Linked DNA regions of Homo sapiens: region 2 is linked to region 1. The links are chromatin loops, found by intact Hi-C in ENCODE. Cell type or tissue: heart right ventricle. All regions are shown on one strand. Each heading gives the region's core, and the rest is flanking DNA. Links, peaks and the distances in the headings are about the cores only.

The links. Peaks named below come from ENCODE experiments on the same cell type or tissue, not always from the same donor. Only the 100,000 strongest peaks of a DNase experiment are listed, where the experiment ranks them.
Region 2: a loop joins it to region 1, with 2.4 times the contacts of the local background. A loop is called at or near these places in 22 of 110 quality-filtered maps.

What each region holds. Positions count from the first base shown.
Region 1 is chr2:46,776,704-46,785,038 of GRCh38, reverse strand. No RefSeq gene overlaps it. Among named protein-coding and RNA genes, the nearest start is that of LINC01118, 36 kb to the left of the region's middle. RefSeq lists a silencer at 2,995-3,289. In heart right ventricle, for the core only: CTCF peaks have their summits at 4,007 (motif pointing right), 7,893 and 8,094 (motif pointing right); DNase peaks (open chromatin) are centred at 4,040 and 4,470; H3K27ac peaks cover 2,969 bases.
Region 2 is chr2:46,703,964-46,712,298 of GRCh38, reverse strand. All of the region lies in intron 1 of SOCS5 (suppressor of cytokine signaling 5), which reads right to left. Among named protein-coding and RNA genes, the nearest start is that of SOCS5, 8.8 kb to the right of the region's middle. In heart right ventricle, for the core only: no CTCF peak of the experiment used is centred there; no DNase peak of the experiment used is centred there; H3K27ac peaks cover 2,430 bases.

The sequences.
Region 1 (8,335 bases), core at 248-8,247:
TTTATCATTTTTAAGAAAACGAAAAATTACAAGCACATAGAAAAATATGGAGAAAAGTCAACCAGTGAACATGTTAAAATTTGCCATATGTGCTTCAGAATTTTTTTCAAAGAACAAAAGTATTCCAGATACAGCTTAAGTGCTTTAAATCTTTTTTGATTTTTATAACAACCCTGCCAGGTGGTGATAATTACTTGAATTTTATTCAAGGAAAAAGAAACTTTCCAAGGAGGGCATAGCTGGTCACAGGCAGAGCTGGGTTTAGACCTTTTTAGACCATCTTCAGGCTACAGAAATAGACTCTCAGGTGACCTGCACATAGCGTGTTCAGGAGCAAGACAGCATCTGGGCTGACCGGGTGTCAGCGGAAGGGTCCATAGGGAGTAGTGGGAGAAATGACTTTAGGTTAGCTGGGAGTGCCCTCCGGCAGTCTTGAAAAGCACACAGGAAACTGGCTTTCTTTCTATGAGCCAGTGATATGTGAACCTCTTTAACATACATATGACTGGGCTTTTGAAATGAACTCCAAAGCAGTGTGATTTAGCCAGGGCCAGATGGCTGTGGGAGGACACAAATAGCCAGTAGGTATGGATGAACTCATTCCCGCACAGGATTTTTCCTCAGGTGCTGCCATGAATCTGGTTAAATAAGGCTCCCTAAAACATCCCTATCATCAACTGAAGGCATCAACATCTGTGGCACCTGAAGATGCCACATCACCATCTGTGGCATCACTGCCGAGGGGCTCCTCTCATTGTCTGTGATTTAGTGGCTGCTTTCTTCCAAATGGCTGCCTTGCTGCTCATGTGATCCACCCACAGACTGCATGGCTCAGGTCCATGTTGAATTTCACAGATTGTTTCATTATCAAATTTTAGTAGTTGGAGAGGAGGTGAAAGTTTTCACGCAGGTGTGCAAAGTTCTAAGGAGGATATAGGAGTGGGAGGTGTCATCTGGAGCCCTCCGTGGATGGAAGAACAATTCTTTTTAACCAAAGGCCAGATTAAGCAAACACTAATAATCATGGATATCATGGAAACTTCTCATTTTCTTTGGGGTCCCCACCCTACTTTCTGGGAACCATCCCATCCTCTCACTACACAGCTTCGGGGGGAGGGGGACAGTCATATTCTTATGTGGCTTGGCTCCTGGCCATAGTGGTTCTCTCTAGCTGGGCCATGAATCCCTCCCCAGGACCTCTGGACGTGGGAACTAGAGTAGCATTGGTGTCTCTCTGCAAAAAAGGAGCTGTGAGCTGTCAACTCTGTCAAATGGGGGGCAGTCTCCACATTTCCCGCCCTGGGGAAGCAGAGGCTGCTGGTCGGCAGAGAGACAAATGGAGCAGGTGCTTTAAGAGGTACACAGATAAAAGATGGAGAGAGCCCCATCCCATGGCTGAGAGTCTGGTTGTGTCCTTGGATCTTATGACACATCCCAGGTTGTTTCTTTTTTTTAATCTCCATCTTGTGTAAATTCAGTGTGAGGTTATTTAATAATAAAATCTGTGATGGGTCTTTATAATGATAAACATTACATACTTAATCTCACCTAGGGCTAACAGCAACTATGGCACGGCAGCTGCAACGGGCATGAAGAGAATTGTTGGGGGCAGGTGAGAGGGTTTCCCTGGGGTGGAGAGGGGCTTTAGAAGAAGGTCCATTTTAGCTGGACTTGTTGAGGCTCAGCATGCCTGGAGGCAGGAGATTACGTGTGTTGATTCCTTGAGACTTCAATTTCAGTATTGGAACTAATTAATGTAATTACTAAAATATCTACAGTTCTTGTTTCTGGGGTATTTCAGTATAAGGCAGGGTATCCAATAGAAATATTTAATATAATGTGAACCACATATGTAACTGTAAATTTTCTAGTGGTCACATTAAAAATGTAAAACGATACAGGTGAAATTAACTTTAATAATATCTTTATTTAAACTGATATATCCAAAATATTCTCATTTTAATATAATCAATATATAAAAATTATTAGTGAGATATTTTGCCTTCTTTTTTTGGCCGTAAGTCTTCAGGGTGCAGTGTGAATTTTAGACTCACAGCACATCTCAGTCTGGACCAGCCATAGTGCTACAAGTGCTTGAGAGCCACGTGTAACTCGTGGCTACTGCACTGGACAAGGCAGGTTTCTAGCATTATCCTCAACTAGCCAGTAGACCTGCCCTTGATAAGCGGAGGTTCAGAAACAGAGACTCCTCCTTGGGCTGGCTCAGAAAAGAGGGGTTTTGTGCAGGGATCTATGTTAAAGAGATGGTGTCTCAGAACAGAAGCCTTGGCCTGGGTGGCTCTCGTGGGATCTGAGACTGAGTTGGCTAGGGCCACATTCCCACCTTTCCAGGAACGTGTGGAGCATTGACCCTGCTCTCTGAGCATCTACTCCATTCTCCTGACTCTGCTCCTGGCTACTTCATGCCCTCACCTGCACATGACCATCATGGAGAAGACCTGTTTCTCTTTGCTTCCCTGCTTTCTGCACCACAATCCTTCTGCTTTGGCTCTCACTTCAAATGTCAACAGCCGCTCAGTTTCCCAAACTTACGTCCTGAAGGATGAATCTTAAGAGGCCCAGATCATCTTTTTCCAGGCCACAACTCAGTGGCCTTGGGAGAGGCTACCCTTAAGTCAGAGCGCACCCTGATCTAGCTAGTTACAGCTAAGAGGGGAGGAGGGGCAGATTCCTATGGGGGTGGTCTCTGGGAAGGTGACAAAAGATTGGCCTCTCATCTGACATCTTTTTCCTTATGGGAACAAAGGAGACAAAAGCCACTCTTCTGAGGCTTCAAAGACAGCCTTCTCACAATACTCTATCCAAAGGGAAGAGAAATGTCCTTTCTACAGGGCAGGTCAATTCAGTGGCAAGTCTAGAGGCTTCACAGGGAAACGGTCTCTGTATGGCAGCAGCTAGACTCAGACTTGAGGGTTTAAAAGGAGCGAGAGATGTGAATTCCCAGTCATCTGTGCCCTTGTGGAGATCTAGGCACAACAGCACAACATTCACAATAGATTCTTATTAGAGAGCTTCCTTTTGGTCTGATTCCAGCAGAAGGGTTTTGTAACTTGTATTGTTGAGTCCTCACTTTCCTGGGAGGAAGATGGAAAGGTTAGAGGAAAATGCTGGTCAAGAAAGGTCATAATTCCCTGGAGTTGTTGGATGTGACAAAGAAGCAGATATTTCAGTAGAAAGGGCACCAATTTGCCTGCTCCTTGCTCCCCACTTGGGAGACTTCAGGCCACTCTAGGATTCGGAGTTTTCCCTCCACATGGGACTGAGCAGGACTGAGCAGCGGGGCCAGGCCTGGAAGGACTTGGAGTCTGTGGAGGATGGATGGGGCAGGGTCCCCGCTTCCGGCTCCACAGCTAGCCTTGCCAGGAAGGCTTGGAGCTGCTCCCTGGCCTTGACCACCCCTGGGGAGCAACAAGCAAAAGGTTCTGAGCCAGGGCATCGGTGCTGCCGGAAGGCCCCCAGCATCCTGCCAGAACTGAATCTGACATGGCCACCCAACAGCCCACCTCCCCAAGGTTGGGGAAAGCAGCCTCAGAGATCACATTCATCAGCCTCAGAGACTACACTTTATTAGTATTGCTTTCATCATATTAACACAAGCAATAACAAGTGCTTTCAACATCCTAAACCACACATCTGGAAGCTGCACTAGGCAATACAGATATAAACCCTTCAAAGAACTGGCCACTTGTCCAGGCTTTAAGAGGCTCTGATGGATTTCAGGCCTGTCTCATTTGATCCTGAGCCCAGCCCCACGTCACCATGCTGCCCTGCCCATGCCCACGGTCATGACTGCCCAGGCACCAACCGAGCTCTGATGTTCTATCCAAACGTTGCCATCCCTAGAATCAATGGAAAAAAACAGGACTTGGAAAGCCCAGCCGGCTGCAGTGGGGGCTCGAGAGGACAGATGGGTAGAAGAGAGCTGCATCTATAGGCGCTGGCTTTCTGCCCCTCGTGGGGCCAGCCCAGCCTACTCCTGGAATAGCTCTGAGTCCGCCAGCAGAGGGCTGTCACCCTTGGGGCCTGCCGCAGGAGTGAAGCCACATTGACAGGCTCTGTGCACTCCCCCGACCCATGCTACTCATAGCTGGGGCGCTGTGAGCACATTAGCCAGCATCGCAGAGGCGGGCATATAACCCTCGCCTTGCTCACTGCACAGGGTGATTTTATCAGGACAAAATGGAAGAGCTATGTAAGTGGCTGGGTGCTGAAAAATGTAATGATGGCACTTGCTGAAATGCCATTTAACCTGGAGAACATATTTTATTAGCTGCAAAAGTGTAGTCTCCTCTAAGGAGTAAGGACAATGGAAATTCCAGGGCAAAAATGTAAAACAATAAATACTGGGCCAACAGCAAGCCAGTAAACGGCATTTCCCATTCCACTCCTTAAAAAGACTTGGCTGAGCCGCTGGGTGAACGTGGCCTCCCTGGCATTGGTCCTGGGGCCCACTGGCACAGTTCCCTTTGCTGACAGAGGCAGGTTCCCAGCCCTGATTCCTTCCCCACCACCCCCAAGGATGTCCACTGTCCCCAACCTCCCTCTTCCTCTCACACCTTCCATGCTAGGCGCCTGCCAGAAATGCCATCTGCCGACCTCAAAGTCTCACCTCATCCCTCCTCAAGCCGCACCCTGAGTGTCTCCCACTCCTCCAAAACTCAGCCCTGAGACCCGGTCCCAGGGGGTCCCTCTGGCTCAGATGTGCAAAACCTTAGGACGGGATTGCTGTCTTCCTCGGTGTGCCCCCAGAAGCAGACCCTGAGACAAGGATTCGGGTGCAAGTCGTTTATTCGGGAGCTGATTCCTGGAATCACGGAGAGGTGGTGAGGAAGACAGCCAGGGAAGGAGGAGAGCTGCTGAGGGCCACGCGAATGAGCTCTGGCCAGGGAGCCACCAAGAGTCAGTGTAGGATGCACCTCGGAATCATGCCACTAAGGGCATGGAGGCTGGAGTGGTAAGGAAGCTGGGGTATTTCCACTCAATCTGGGCTCTTATTGTTAGAGAGGTGCCTCTGGAAGGCATCGAACCCCTGAAACTTTCAGTCTAAGCTGTCCATGTGCAGATGATGTCAGAGAAAGCCCTCAGGGAGAGAGTCACAGGTCCTTGGTGAAGGAAGTCATCTGCCTGTACAGGAACTGTCCTCCAGTAGACCAACGGAAAGTGTGCTGGACATAAACAACACCACACTGACCAAGGCCCCAGAGGAGCTCTGGAGCTGGCAGCCAGGCGCTCAGTGCTCGCACAGGTGAAGGCCTGCAGGATTCAGAGTCGAAGATCTGAGTGGGAATCCTGGCTCTGTTCCAGAGCAAATCTTGAGCAACTTCCTTTCCCTCTAAGCCTCACCTTCTTTGTTGAAATGGGAAACTCATACTTTCTCCACAGGATTGCTGTGAGCCCTGAAGCCAAGATACCAGGTACTATTAGAAACTGGCTTTCAACCTTTCAGATAATGTCTTTTTGAAGTTACAAGTTGAATGCTTCCCATTCTTGCCAAGAATTACTCATATTTCTGACTAACATTACTAATGCCAAAGCAATAATGCTGGGAGTGGGGAGTCTGAAGTTGAGAATTAGTCTTGGAAGTCATATTTTACATAAGCATTATTCCACGTTATCCTGCAAAGAACTGGCCACCAGAGAGCCTGGTACTAAAGTGCGTAGCAGCATGATACGTCAGTTCAGGTAGTGCCCACAGTTATCAGTAAATTAGCTGATTCTGTCTCACCTTACTGTTCTGAACATATGATTTTTGCCCATCTCAAAATGGGCAAAATTACATTGCGATTAGTGGGGAAAATGACTGATTTTGCCATTATAAAATTCTTTTGGCAACAAAGATTTCTCTTTAGAGGAAAATGGCTATATTTAGAATAAATAAGCCAACAGGTTGAAAATACAATTTGCTAATAATTGATAGGCAGTATACTATTGAATGGAGAAAAGTAATTAAAAATATACATACATATATACATACACAGAAACATATATACAGAGAGAGCACGTGTGTGTGTGTGTGTGTGTGTGTGTGTGTGTGTATTCAGCCCTGGCTGGGAAAATGTTACAGGTTGGGTTCTCCAGAAACAGATAATGAAGCAGAATTTCGGGTGCAAAATTTTATTAGGGCTCAACACCTGTGAAGGAAGGAGGGAGCGAGTAGAATGGGAAAGAAGTTGAATGGCAACAAGGTCTTGGCCAGTCTAGCAGGAACTCTGGAGTGGATATTGTCCTGCAGAGCAAATGAGATGGCTGTGCTTTCACACCCCTGCCTCTCTGTGACAGGATGCAAGCTGCCACCAGAAGAGCATGACCTAGTGCAAGGCAGCTCTTTGAGCAAGGCAGCTCTTTGCAGGGAGGCGGCCCTTTGCAACAAGGCAGGCCCTGAAAGAGCCGATAGCTGGGGGCTGGCTGCTGACCAAGCTTTCAGTGGATGGGCAGCAAGTCCTTTAGAGGAAGGGGATCTAGGCTGTGCATCCCTGCGTCTATAAAGGCATTAACTCTTGGTCATTTTATTTCAACAGCTTCTTTTGGCTGACCATAACTCATCCTGGAGTTTCCCTCCCACCTCCCTCTGCTGCCCCCCACCATTTCTCTTGGTTTACTTTCGATCCTCCTTGCTAAACCAAAAGCAAATAAGGTAGGAGAGTGAAAAAGAAAAGAACTATTCCAGTCTGTTCTTTCACCTCTCAGCTCTGGATATGGCTGTCTGCAAATATTCACAGCACCAGTGACCTCCATTCCCTCAAGCTAAGCTCCATCTTCCTGCCTCTGTGCCCTCATCCAAACTAATATTCTCCTGGAATAACCCTTCTACTCTGCTTCTATTTCTATTTATCCTTCAAGGCCTTTTTAAGTCTCACCTCTGTGAAAAACGAAAATCTCTTCATGGGCCCTATTCTCATTGTTTATAACCTACATTCGAGCATTTTAGGCAATATTTAACTACACATTTTCTTAAATCCCAGTCTGGAGTGTAGTGGTGCAATCTCAGCTCACCGCCACCTCTGCCTCCTGGGTTCATGAGATTCTCCTGCCTCAGCCTCCCCAGTAGCTGGGATTACAGGTGCGTGCCACCACACCCAGCTAATTATTGTATTTTTAGTAGAGACAGAGTTTCACCATGCTGGCCAGGCTGGTCTCAAACTCCTGACCTCAGGTGATCTGCCCACCTCGGCCTCCCAAAGTGTTGAGATTACAGGTATGAGTCACCGCGTCCAGCCGCAAAAATTAATAATTGAGGAGTAGGATGTGCACCTTTTGTATTCCCTTTAGTACCTGGATAGTATGGGTGCCTGATATGTACTTATGAATTTTTACATTGAATCAAAAGAAATTGCTTTTAGAAGGAACGCTCAAAATGTAAAGTGATTACATTCCAACCATATGCAACACTTCTAATTGCTGCGGTTTCCACTTGAATGATCATGAAATGATCTGGAGAAGCAACATGTGGAAATTTAAATCCATTCATTTATCAACAGCAAAACAGCTATTTCCAACTTTTTTTTTTTTTTTTTTTTTTTTGAGATAGAGTCTTGCTCTGTTGGCCAGGCTAGAGGGCAGTGGTACAATCTCAGCTCACTGCAAACTCCGTCTCCCAGGCTCAAGCAATTCTCCTGCCACAGCCTCCTGAGTAGCTGGGATTCCAGGCGTATGCCACCATGCCCAGCTAATTTTTTTTTTCTTAATTTTTAGTAGAGACGGGGTTTCACCATGTTGGCTAGGCTGGTCTCGAACTCCTGACCTCAGGTAATCTGCCCGCCTCGGCCTCCCAAAGTGTTGGAATTACAAGTGTGAGCCACCACGCCCGGCCTATTTCCAGCTTTTTAACAAGGACTGAATCAGGGCTTCTAGACTCATGCTGCAAAGGTAGAAGGATTTAATGGATCAAAATGAGAATTCATGGCTCTTGAATTGTTAACCTCTGATATCTCTTACTTCATTCAAAGCGTCAGCAGCTCCTGAAATCTAATTTTAGGTTCTACAAGGTGCATCAAATAAAGAAAGTGTAATAAGCATATTTAAGACAATTTAAACTCATTTAAAACTGATGGCTCCCTAGACCAGTGATTCATCAGATGTAGCCTGGGGACTCCAGGGGGCGCTAAGATCTTTTCAGGAGGACTGTGAGGTCGAAACTATTTTACAATAATATGAAGACATCATTTGTTTTTCTTACTTTCATCCTTTCTCAAGAATATGGTAGAGCTTCCAGAGGCTACATGACATAGGATACTTTGTTCTGGCAACAAGTGCTTTTTGTATTCTTGTGTTTTTTAGAATTTTCTAAGGTGGTAGATTTAGAATATATATATGT
Region 2 (8,335 bases), core at 187-8,186, 73 kb after region 1:
CAAAGAGAACTTCTTCAATCTGATAAAGGGCATCTATGAAAAATGTATAGCTAACATATACAATGGTGAAAGAGTTCTCTCTACACTAAAAAAGAAGATCTAAATAGAGCTATATTATGTTCATGTTAAGATGTTAATTTTCTCCAATTCATAGATTCAAATGCAACCCTAATAAAAATTCCAAAAGGCTTTTTTGTAGATATTGATAAGCTGATTACAAAATTTATGTGCAAATGTACAATACCTAAAAAAAGTCTAAACAATCTTGAAAAATAAGAACTAAACTGGAGAAGTTCTATTACCTTATTTCAAGACTTAATGCTATGGTAAATCAAGACAGTGTCATAGTGGCAGAAAGACAAACAGATGAACAGAATAGAGTTTAGAGACAGATCCACACTTACTCCATTAACTGCGCTTTAACAAGGTGCCAAAGCAATTAATGCGGAAAGGGAAGTATACTGTGTTGGAACAATTAGCTATCTATATGGGGGCAAAAATCTAATCTTAACCAATACACAATACACAAAATTATCACCTCAATACACAAAAATTATCACCATAAAGCATCTGGAAGAAAACAGGATAATATCTTCACAACTGTGGGGGTGGCAAAGATTCTTAGACAGGACCCAGAAAAACACTAGCATAAGAGGAAATATTGATAAAATAGACCACTAAATTCAAAACTTTTGTTCATCGAAAGATGCCACCAAAACAATGAACAGTCAAGCCACAGACTGGAAGAAAAATCTCTAACACATTTATGTGTCAAAGAAGTTGCATCCAATTAATATACAAATCCTAAAACTTAACAGTAAAATGACATAAAATTGGTAACTGGTTAATGCCTTGAACAGACATATCACTAAGGATGATATGCAAAATAGCCTATAAGCACATGACAAAATGCATGACATCGATACTCACAAGGAAAATGCAAATTCAAACCACAGTGAGATATCCCAGTAAGATGACTAAACCAAATATTGATGATAATAAGAAACAGAACTCTCATAGATTGCTAGTGGGAATGTAAAATGGTAAAACTATCTCAGAAATTAAATTGTTCTGCAAGTTTCTCATAATGCTAAACATAGACCTATTTTAAAACCCAGCAATTCCACTTCATGTATTGACCCAAGAGAAAAGAAAACATGTCACAAAAAGACTTATACAAGAATGTTCATGGTAGCTTTATTCATTAACAGTTGAAAACTGGAAACAATCTTTCCCACAATAATAATATTCATATAATGGAATACTACTCTACAACTAAAAGGAACAATTCTTATATGTAACATGGATGAACCTCAAAAACATGCTGATAAAAAGAAGCCAGACTCAAAAGAGTACATACTGCATGACTCCATTTATAAAAAATTCTAGAACAAAGTTAATCTTCAGTGAAATAAATCAGAACAGTGACTGCAGCCACGGAAAAGGAGAAACAGCAAGGACTCAATGGGAAGAGAGCACAGGGGCTCTTTCTGGATGACAGAAATCATAAATTACAAAGATGTATTAATTGTCAAAACTAATCTTGAACTTAGGTACATCTTGAACCTGGTATATCCCTATTTAGATCTTTAAATTTTCTTTTTTAGTGTAGAAAGAACTCAGTCTTTCACCACTGAATATGATGTTAGCTATAGGTTTTTAATAGATGCCCTTTATCAGACTGAAGAAGTTCTCTTCTATATTTAGTTTGCTTAGAGTTTTTTTTCACAAGTGGACATTTAAATTTCTTAAGGTTATTAAAGATATTTGGTGTATGCAACTGTACATACACTTAATATCTGTGTATTTCACTATATGTAAATTACACTTCCACTTTTTAAAAAAATTAAAGGAGGCCAGGCACTGCGGCTCACACCTGTAATCCCAACACTTTGGGAGGCTGAGGTGGGTGGATCACGAGGTCAGCAGTTTGAGACCAGCCTAACCAACGTGGTGAAACCCCATCTCTACTAAAAATACAAAAATTAGCTGGGAGTGGTGGCACACACCTGTAATCCCAGTTACTCAGGAGGCTGAGGCAGGAGAATTGCTTGAACCTGGGAGGTGCAGGTTGCAGTGAGCCGAGATTGCGCCACTGCACTCCAGCGTGGGCAACAGAGCGAGATGCTACATAAAAAATAAATAAATAAATAAAATAAAGGAAAACAACCACCAAAAACTGAAATTCTATCTCCTTACTCTTTGCCCACCCTCTAGAACAGTATCTCCTAAACTTTGGTCTGAGGACTACATATATCAGAATCACTTGAACCCTTGCCTTAACTTTTACTGAACCAGAATTCAAGCATGGGGGGTGGAGACTGGAAATCTGTATTTTAAAAAAGAGCCCCAGGTAATTCTCATGTCTAGGAAAGTTTAAGAATTGCTGTTATAGAAGTATGTAAGGAGAAAACAAAAAGATACAAGGGATTTTAAAATAGTATGTAAATTAAGTAATCAGTGCTACAAACATCATAAACTATAACAGTTGTCACTGAAGTCCTAAATTGCTATTTAAATTATGTTATAGTATCCTCTGTTCATGTTCAATTTTCTACTCAGTGCTTTAGGGAGTTGCAATTCCAAATTTTAGTCTTGAATCATCTAACTACCCAAATTTCTCATTAATCCCAACTCAAAATAGGCATTTTAGATAGGAAATCTTGTTCACCAGGTCCTTCACTTCCCCCTGCTGCTCCACCCTTAATGTTCTATTACTTTCTTGGTACTGTTTTTCCCAACTCCTAATAGTGTTATTCCTACTTTTCTCTGCACAGCCTTGTCTTTCTACCTCCTCTAAAACCAAACCCAAAACTCATCTTTTCCACTAAGTGCTAAACACCACCTAAGTCAGATTCTTTCCAAATTCCCTTCAGCACTTGAAGATCTTCCTCCTAACAGACACATTTATTTTACTGAAATTGGACACCTCATCTTTATGACAAATTAACTCCATCCTTTGCTTAGAAAGCAGAACCTTTGGGGGAGAACTGAAAAGATTACAGCCTCTTCTCTCAAGCTGTTTTTATTTTTCCCTCTTTGAGTTGCTCTAAGGGGCTGGAAAGGTAAAGAGGCAAAGAGGCAAAGTGCTAGTTGCTTAGGGATGCTCTGGAATAGATAGTAAAGAAGGTGAAAGCCTGTAATCGCAGCACTTTGGGAGGCCAAGGCGGGCGGATCGCGAGGTCAAGAAATTGAGACCGTCTGGCCAACACGGTGAAACCTCATCTCTACTAAAAATACAAAAATTAGCCAGGCGTGGTGGTGCATGCCTGTAGTCCCCGCTACTTGGGAGGCTGAGGCAGGAGAATCTGTTGAACCTGGGAGGTGGAGGTTGCAGTGAGCCGAGATGGCACCACTGCATACCAGCCTGGCAACAGAGCGAGACCCTATCTCAAAAAAAAAAAAAAAAAAAAAAAAAGGCTTCAGGATTCAGTATCTGTTCAGAGACCACTTCACCAGCCCAAAGAAGCAAACATGGATTCCAAAAAGAAACTCTAGTTGAGGGATAAGGAAGTGCATTTGCCTAAGAATCCTGTGTTGTACTGGATGGCTAGCCAGGATTCCGAAGGCAGGAAGAAAGATCCCAACTGGTACAGTGTTTCAAGGACACTCAAATATTTCTGGCTTTCTGGCAGCAAATATTTTTCTACATTTTTTGTAACAGAGTTTGGGGTGGCAATGGGTAATAGGTAAATATTATGAAACTCTTGAACTAAGTACCAGCAATGGCAGTTACTTTTTGTTCTGAACGCATTATCATTTAGATATTATGGGCATTACTCATCTATTTTCATAATTTTCAGCTACAAAATATATGCCTTCAAAATCATATCTATAATCCTGACCACGCTCCTGATCCAGACCCGTATTTCCAACTGATATTGTGGTATCATTACTTACCTAAAAAGCATTATTACTTATCTGAAATTAAACTCAGTATTCTCTCTCTCCCAAACTTGCATATATTATTCTATTGCCAAGCCAGGAACCTTAGACTCATACTCAACTTCTAACACCTTCTAACATTAACAAAATCTGGAGGACTCAAACTTTTAAGTATCTCTGAAATCAGCAGTGCTCTTGTTTCCAACCCCACTACAAATTCCTTAATTCAGACCATCATATAATTAGTCTCTTTCTTGAACTAGAGCAGAGCCTTAAATGTCATCCTTGACTGTCATCTATCTACCACAAGCCAAAGAGAATTGCTTCATTCACTCACCTTGCCATGTGTATTACAAACAGTCTCTGACTTACAATTTGGTTAAACTCACAACCATTCTATTTTTCATTTTCAGTACAGTATTCATTAAATTATATAAGATATTCAACACTTTATTATAAAACAGACTTCGTGTTAGATGATTTTGCCCAACTATAGGCTAATGCAAGTGCTCTGAGCACATTTAAGGTAGGCTAGGCTAAGCTATGTTGTTTGGTAGGTTAGGCATATTAAATGCATTTCTGACCTAATGATATTTTCAACTTAGGATGGGTTTATCAGGACTAACCCCATTGTAAGTCGAGGAGCATTTGTATTTGCTCAGTAATTATTTGGTAAATGTCTCCAATCTTTTCTCCTCCAGACTATTCTCTTTATGACTGCTATGATCAATTTTCTAAAACACAAAAGTGTTTGTGTTACTTCCCATCTATAAAACTAAATAAAAATCCAAACTCCTATATGGCTACATACAAAACCCTTCACAATTTGTTCCCCTCCTGCCTCGGTCCTAGTCTGATTTCCTAATTTTCTTTTGCACTAGTTTAGAAAAATCAAATAGCATCTTCCTCCTTAAACACTCTATGTCCTTTCATTTCTAATCATCTACAATAAATAGTAACTCAGTCCAGCTTATTTCATTTTATGAGCGCTCTTATACTATTTACAATCATTAGCTAAACCTATACAGAAGTAATGAGTGAAGAAACAATCAGACAACACACCAACTCTCAATTAGCTTATTTTCATAGCCTTATTAACATGGTCAATACAGACTAAATGAAAATGATTAAAACGTTTCAACTATCTCCTGAGCTTCCACTTTACAGTAAATTGATGTTAAAATTCTTCCGTTATAGATGTAATACCCACCTTTTGACTGACAGGCACAAAGAGAACCATAATTCAACTTTCTCCACATTTGTCCTTTTCCTCTCATCTTTAACACCTCCCTTCCCCACTTCTCCTCCTCTACCTTCTGTGCTAGTCCTGCCACCTAAATTTTCACTGCATCCTCTTTGTCCACTCTTCAAAGGAACATCAGTATTCCTCCATCCTCATTTGTACAGCATTTAAAAATTTTTAAAGCATTTTTACATATACTTACTCACGTGATCCTTATAATCTCACTCTGAGATTCCAAAATCAAATGCTGCCGTTGGTACTTTCTTATATTTTATCTCAATTTTGAGGAAACTGAAGTTCAAAGAAGTTCAGTGACTCATCTAATATACTACTATTCCCTCTGCCTGCAATCCACAACCCCTCTTCACCGGCTGATCTCTCAAGACAGTTCAAGCTTTCCTCTACCTCCAGGGCAAGAAGAATGTTATGCTTATTTCCATGCCATCCTAATGTTTTTCACATTACTACTTTATAGCACTAGAACAATCCAGGTCTCTGGACTCCTATTCTGGTGACTTTTCTATTAAACGATATTTTCCTTGTTAATTAATGTTCCTTTTATTAATGTAACCATTCAGCATTTTATAAAGTCAAGGGGAGAAATGTCAGGGGTCACCAGAGGTGACTAAAACTGTACACCAAGACATTCCTAGCTTTCCTTAAAAATCAAGAATTTAAGGAATGTCTCTAAATCCTCTCAAAGTATTTAGATACCATCCTTGTGGTAAAATGACAACCAAAGCCGACCATAGCAAAGAGTAAAAGAGCACTTCACAAACCCTAAATTAAATTATTACAAGTTTTAAGTGCTGCCTCCTAATATCCTGGGAAATGTCTAGGATTAACAATCAAAAGACTAGCACATTAGTCCCAACTCTACCACACATGGGCTGACTTGGGAAAGTCACTTAACCTTCCCGTGTCAAACTTGCTCTTCTATAAAATGGGATAATGCCACCTACCTTTCTGAACTAAGAGAATTAAATGAAAGAGCAGTCATAATAAATCACTTAGCCTGGAACATAATAAACAGTCAAAATATGATAACCCCTTTATAATTTTTATATAACATCATTTTTGTTTTCAGAACCATGCCCAACAATGTTTAACATATTCTTGGACTTTCTGGCCCGGCAACAACCACAATAAATGCCTTCAAGGAAGTCATCTACATAACTTCTGGATCCCCTTCCTGGGTCACAATTCAGGTCCTATAAATATAATTTGGAATATCTTCCCCTAAATGCATTATCTTGTTCTGTGCCACATGAAAACTCATCAGAGGATATTCCTGTAGCTTCTCCTTGCTGGCTTGGCTTTTAACTACCTGGAACAGCACATGGAGTCAGCTGCAAATCTGGCAACTGTCACTGCCAGTCCGTCTTTTAAATCATTTATAAAAATGTTAAATAAAACTCATCCCAGTACTGATCACCTGAAGGATAATGGGGTTGGACTGCTGTTCTCATGTAAATAGCCAATGTCAAAAACTAAATAATTAGATAAATGAGCACCCCTTTGGCCACATGCATATTTTAACCCATAAGAAAGTGCTTGAGCTTCTCCTTAACAGATTATATTTAACATTCAGTGGGTTTATCCTTTAGCGTTAAGCATATTTCAGGCGCTTTCCTGTCTGGTAATCTAGGAAAAAACAAACTCAGTTTCTTCACACTGTCCTTCAACAATCAACACAGAAGACTTTTGTGACCTCAAAACATATGTGTAGGGATTTCTCTCTACCGAAAAGCAAGCAATCAATTCTAAAGCAGCTACCAACTGGCTGCCCTCTAATTCAAACCAATTCTGACACCAGCTACACCTAGAGACAGCGTGAGATTGCACAGGTTGAGGACCCAGACCCAAAAGACTGAGCCCCACTTCTGATGCCAATCCCAAGCTCAATTATTTTACCTGTGCTTCTGACCAACCGGCTATAAACTGGGGCTCCTACAGCCCTCTCCTTGAGTTTGATTAATTTGCTAGAGCAGCTCACAGAACTCAGGGAAACACTGTAAAGTAAGTAAAAGTGTTTTAAAACACTTTTGCTGGTTATTACAAAACATATTTTAAGGATACAAATAAACAGTCAGAAATAGTGACAATTACAGCAAGGTCTGGAGTGCAGGAACTTCTGTCCCCATGGTGTTGGAGTGTGCCATCTTCCCAGCACATGGATGTGTTCTTGTTCACCTTCCTGGAAGCCCCTAAATGTCTGGCCCTTCTCTTCTCCCCAGTGGTTGGGAGGTGGAGTTGAAAGTGCCAACCCTCAGAGCCCAATGCTGATTTCCCTGGAGTATCAACACCTCCAAACAGTGCTTACCTAGGGACTTTCCAAAAATAGCCTCATTAACATATGCCCAGGTGTGTTTGAAAGGGCTTGTTGTAAATAACAAAAGACTATCTTTCACCTTTATTGCTCAGAAGCTGTTTCAGAGCTGCTTCAGGAACCAAGGATAAGAGGCCAACTACTTCAACAAAAGATATTCTTTCTGCTCTAGTCACTTAAGAAATGATGAGGCTTACAAGACCTGTGTTGAGCCAGGAACCACCACCGAAAAGCAAACTGTATACAGTACATAATAGTATTACATCCTGATACAAAGACGTGCCAACCTGTGGTATTCAGGATTTACACTAGGGCTAAATTCCTACAAAATTCAGTTTACCTCAACACTTTTCTCTACCCAGCCTCCGATTCTCATCCTAACTCCCCTTCCTCCAACTACCTACCATATACGCAGGTCTAACCTGCAGTTCCCGTATCATTTCCATTCCATCATTGGAGTTCTCATTGTTCCATTTTCCCTATATCTATTATTTAAATAAGCTTCCACCCTTTAAAATTGCTTGAAATACTTCTAACTCAAGGATACTGCTCAGAATAGGAAGACTGGACATTGTTCCTGTTTATGGTCATCTTCAAATAAAATAAGGAAGTCAATTTAAAGACAATCCCAGAGCACATAAGCCCATTTCAAATACAATTTTAAAAAAATTATCTTCATCACTGCTTCCTCTTACTAGCTTTGATAAAAAGATTACTGTATGAAAGCTCATCAGAGTAAGGTAAATTTAATTTTGGTGTTAAGCAGCATATGAATCTGTGAAAATATATTCTTGCTATATTATATTTCATAATACAGTATGGTCTCTCTGAAATCATTCCCTACAATTTTTCACCTACATGTAAAGGCAGGCAACTAA